Linked DNA regions of Homo sapiens: region 2 is linked to region 1. The links are chromatin loops, found by intact Hi-C in ENCODE. Cell type or tissue: heart right ventricle. All regions are shown on one strand.

Region 1 (2,500 bases):
CTTGGACTGTGTGGATGGAAGATACTGAATTATTAAACACAAGTTGTAATTTAGTTTTTCCTCACACATGCTGTGGGCTGTGAGGGAATGCTCTTTTGTGAAGGACATGTTGCATAAGTGATTTGTGGGCCAAGGTCCTCTGTGCTGAGCAGGGGTGGGGACAGCAGACTTTGGCCCTTCTGAGGCAGTATCTTAGGTCAGGTTCTCCGCAAGCAAAGACAGACAAGCACGCGAGTGATGGATTGAGGGAGTGTTCTCAGGAGAACACTGAGGGAGGGAGGGACTTGAGATAGAGCTGGAGAAGAAGGCAAGTCGAGGTGTGAATTCAGAGCAAGTCCACCTCCCCACGGGGAGTTCTGGAGCATGAGTGTACTGCAGAGTAGGCCCACCGGAGGGAAGGGGACTGGGCTTTTCTGTCCCTTCACTAGTCAGTCATTGTCCACAGGCTGAGTGGCAAAGAAGCGAGAGCAGTTCATAACCTCCAGGTGGCGGCTTCCATCAGCCTAAGCCCGGCCTCTGGAGGGGGGAGGGTACAGGTGTGTGAATTTTAACAGCCAGTACCTGCAGTGGCCAGAGGCCCAGCCCACCAGCTGGGGTGGACTGGCCACCAGCTGCATTTGCTGCAGCTGGTAATGCCCTTCCCCTTAGCAGGTCTGTGTGTAGGAGCATGTGTGTTGAGCTGTGGAGATAATGTTGTTCATGGTGACCAACTTTTATTGAGTACTTACTGTGTTCCAGGTGCTGTTCTAAGCATTTTAATAAATGTGGTAAATTTAACCCTGGGTTTTGTCATTTTCATTTTGCAGATGAGGAAACTAAGTCTCAGTGAACTTGGGGAACTCGCCCAGGTCACATGGTTCATTAGTGCTGGTGCTGGGATGCTAGCCCAGGCAGCCTGGCCCTGGAGCCTGGCTCCCACACCATAAGGCACAGCGGGGATCAGGGCTTAGAGTCTGGGAACCCGGTTTGGCTTTTTGCCTTCAGCAACCACCCAGCACCTGCAGGTGACAGCAGCACTGAGTTAAGAGTTTTCACTGAAGACGAGAGTGATGCGGGTGTCCACTCTGCCCTTGGCACTGTGAGAGCATGAGGCTGTTTATGGCACTCCCTCTGCCCCCAGGGAGCTAGTTTCCTTGGAGAGACACTGGGAACAAAAAAAAAAAAAAAAAAAAAAAATTATGCTCAAGTGCCACAGTGGGTCAATGGGAGAAAAAGAGAAGATATTACATGTTTAGAGTGAGCTAAGGAAGAATTATCATTTGGATAATTTCATAGAAATTCTTGCTTTTAGTTCTGCTTACTTTTTTAATATGTAAGCATCTGAAAATAATTTATTTGCCTTATGTGCTTTTTGAGGCTATTAGTGTATTTTTACTAAATGAACAAATGTTATCTCTTGTTCGGCAAAAAATTGTGTTATTTGACATTTATATAAAACGCTTTCTCAAGTGGATTTAAGACAACAGTGTCATGGCTGTTGTCTTTTGTTGCTGGATGAATCTCAGAGCCGACACAGCTGATAATGGTTGGTACCAGTCAAGGGAAGAGGTCAAGGGCTTATGATGTGTGCTCTGTTTTCACATTCCATGAGAATTACCACTTGTGCCAAAGTCTTCTTTCTCTTATGCCCATATTAATTTATTTGAGGCTGTTAGAATCTTAATTTTGCAGAGTACTTTACGATTCAGCATTACTCTCTGGGACTGTTAAACTGTGTTCCATTTTCTCAGCTTGACATTTTTTTTCCTCTTGTTTTGAACTTAAGCACTTCTGCAAGGAAAGAAAAACCATAGTGTACAATAAAATCTAAACTGTTTACAACTCTAAATTTGGTGCAATTCATTTTATGTACATTTTGTTCCATATGACTTTAGTGTCCTTCCAGTCTTGGGTTCTTCTGCCTAAACTGTCAAAGGAGCTGGCTTTCTTTGGGAGAGAGAGCCTGCAGTGTCCTGGCATACCAGCTTTCGGATCAGTGTTCTCTGTGGGAGACAGTTTTTGGCCCTGACTCTTCTTCCTGTGGCCCCTTAGTCTGGGTGGCAGCAGTGCAGTGGTTAAGAGGCTGGGCTCTGGAGCTGTACTCCCTGGGTTAAGCTGCACACTCTGCTACCTGCTGACTACATGACCTTGAGCAGGTATATAGTCTGGCAATAATGGCAGAATAAAAGTATGATAGTGCCTTCATCATAGGGCTGTTGTGAGGATCCAGTGAGACCGAAGGCATGTAGTGTTGTGCTTGCCATACGTAGTAAGGGCCTCATACATGGATGTGGCCATACATATGACTTCTGCCCATTGCACTGACCCCAGGGTTTTGGCTTGGTAATCCGTAGATGACATGGCCTTTGATGTGTCCTGGTTTGCGGTGCACTCTTTTGGCCTGGACAAGGCTCCTGTGCTCCTGTCTTCCCTGGATCGGAAGGGCATCGTGACCACCTCCCGGAGGGACTGGAAGAGCGACCTCAGCCTGGAGCGCGTGAGTGTGCTGGAATTCTTGCTG
Region 2 (2,500 bases), 68 kb before region 1:
GGTAGGCTAAACTGCTCTAACAAACTCAAAGCATAGTGGTTCAGACAATAGATGTGTCTTATATAACAATGCGAGGGAGATGCTTCAGAGGAAAGGGTTGGGTGGGAACCCTGCTTTACACAGTCATTCTGGCTCCCCAGCTGGTGGCAGTTCTGCTGTCTTCAACTCACAGTTTCTAAGATCACTTTGGTAGTCGTCATCACCATTCCAGCCCCTACAAAGGAGGAAAGAGCGTAGAGTAGAATATTTGGAGTCTTTGTGGGTCAGACTTGAAAGTGGCACACATCATTTCTGCACACGTTCTATTGGAGAGACTTTGGGCCCATGCCACACTAGCTGTAAGGAAAGCTGGGAAGCCATGTGCCAGCTACTATGGAAGAAGGGAAAGACAGATTTTGAGGGAACAGCTAACAGTCTCTGTGTTACTTACAAAGGATATAAGGTCAAAAGAAAAATCTGGGCTAAACAGGTCAGCTCATGCCTGCAATCCCAGCACTTTGGGAGGCCAAGGTGGGAGGATTGCTTGAGATCAGGAGATCGAGACCGGCCTGTGCAACATAGTGAGACCCCCATCTCTACTAAAAAATAAGAAAAGTTAGCCGGGTATGGTGGCATGTGCCTGTGGTTCCAGCTACTTGGGAGGCTGAGTGGGGAGGATCACTTGAGTCTGGGAGGTCAAGGCTGTAGGGGACCGTGATCGCACCACTGCACTCCAGCTTGGGTAACAAAGCGAGACCCTGTCTCAAAAAAAAAAAAGGAAAAAAATGTGTCCACCCTCCTGCCCAGGCACAGCCACTCCTGCCTAACGTGTGTGTGTCTCTGCATACTGAGTATTTTGTTTTTTTTTCCTCATAGCTTCTGTACAAGGCTCTGCACCTAATAGGCACAGACTAATAATAGCTACTATTTCTCGATTGCATATCAAGCGTCAGGCTCTGACGTACATTCTGGTATTTATTCCTCACAACAATACTTTGAGAAAGTCACTATTTTGTCTTTATTACAGATAAGGAAACTGATGCCCAGAAAAGTTAGTTAACTTGTCTAGAGACATACAGATTCTTCCTAGCAGACCTAGGATCTGATCTCAGGACTCCATTCTGTCTCTGCTAAGGAAAAGTTTACTAATGTTCGCTAAACCTTATGCTGCGTATTGCTTGAGATTAGCTTAGGTGAAGAAAGATGATAGTGGTTTGAAAGTGAAAGTGCATTTAAAAATAGGAGGATCCAGGGTTAGTGCAGCCCAGGTACACTTCCTGAAGGGAAGGGCAGTGCCAGCATGCACCTCAGAGGTGTGGCATCTCTGCAACCCTAGCAGGTGGCCATGCCGGCTCTGAGGACGGGCCGAAATGCAACTGCCTCTGGAAAGCACTGAAGGAGGAGGAAGGCCAGTGGGAGGAACCCTAGTGAATCCATCCAGCTTTAACAGTCTTTGAAGTGCTGTGGCCTTCAGAGATTCCTTGGCACTTATTTTAGCCTTGTTAACAGAATTCCTGTATCTGCCAAGCTGATTAATGCCTGCCCTGGCTATAATTATTCTTATTAGCCTGCTGAATAGGAACTCTAGTTGTCAGTGATCATTCCTTACAAGGCAGCAGGCTAGTCGGCATTTATGTGGCTGTTTTGTTTTAGCGATGAGCTGCTGAGCTGATTTTCCCCCCGTAGATTGAATGTACATTTTCATATTGGCACTGCGTCTGGCAGTTAAATAAGGTGTGTGCTTGTCTGTCGATGTGTGTCTGCGTCTCACTTTATCAAATGAAGTTGGAAGGATGCTGTCCAGGCAGTTCATAGCTGTTTTGTTTAATTGCATTGGTTTCTTAAAGGCAGGGTTGCAAGGGTCATTTGACTCTGCTTTGGGAAAATAACTTGAACTGGCAAAAATTCTTCATAATTTATCTTCTGGAAAAGGTGAAGTGCTGCAGTTGGCACAGTCAGTGGTTTTTTCGATCTTGGACTATTTCTCCCCACACCAACTGTAGTCTTTGGGAAGCAACAGAATTAGACCCAGAAGTTAACACTGTCGTGTCCCAGCAATATGCGTTTCCAGTAGGCTGGAGATCATGGCTCTGTGCATTCGCTTGTGTTCTTTGAAGGCTGATTTCTCCACAATACTCTGTATTGTGTCACTAAGCAGCATGATTCAAGTTTAAGTAAAATGTTCTGGGACCTTAATTGCATCCTGTTTCACACCTTTACAAGCAGCTGGAATGTGAAAATATTTACCTCACTTGGGATATTTCATAGGAGTGGAGAAGAACCCGTGGCTACTGTTGCTCTGTCTAGGATGAATTTGGCTTAGAATAGCGAAGAGTGGAATTGTGCCTAAGGGTTCCGGGCACATTTCAGAGTGGGTGCTACCTTGGAATCCTAATGAAATAGAGATAGTGGGCAGACAGATGAGTTACTTCTTGGAGCTTAAAAGTGACTCCAAGCCAAGAATATTCTGATAATGGCTCTTCCTTGCTCTTCTTTAGAGCTGGACTAGACAGAACTCCCC

The links. A loop is a pair of places that touch in the nucleus more often than their neighbours do. Peaks named below come from ENCODE experiments on the same cell type or tissue, not always from the same donor. Only the 100,000 strongest peaks of a DNase experiment are listed, where the experiment ranks them.
Region 2: it touches region 1 in a loop (14-fold over the local background); 20 of 110 quality-filtered maps call a loop at or near these places.

The regions. Positions count from the first base shown.
Region 1 is chr1:116,982,347-116,984,846 of GRCh38, forward strand. PTGFRN (prostaglandin F2 receptor inhibitor) reads left to right here. Exons shown (of 9, transcript NM_020440.4): 8 at 2,334-2,500. Among named protein-coding and RNA genes, the nearest start is that of CD101, 18 kb to the right of the region's middle. RefSeq lists an enhancer at 1-235. In heart right ventricle, no CTCF peak of the experiment used is centred here; no DNase peak of the experiment used is centred here; H3K27ac peaks cover 2,500 bases.
Region 2 is chr1:116,914,010-116,916,509 of GRCh38, forward strand. The region is part of intron 1 of PTGFRN (prostaglandin F2 receptor inhibitor); the gene reads left to right. Among named protein-coding and RNA genes, the nearest start is that of PTGFRN, 5.3 kb to the left of the region's middle. In heart right ventricle, no CTCF peak of the experiment used is centred here; no DNase peak of the experiment used is centred here; H3K4me3 peaks cover 1,585 bases; H3K27ac peaks cover 2,500 bases.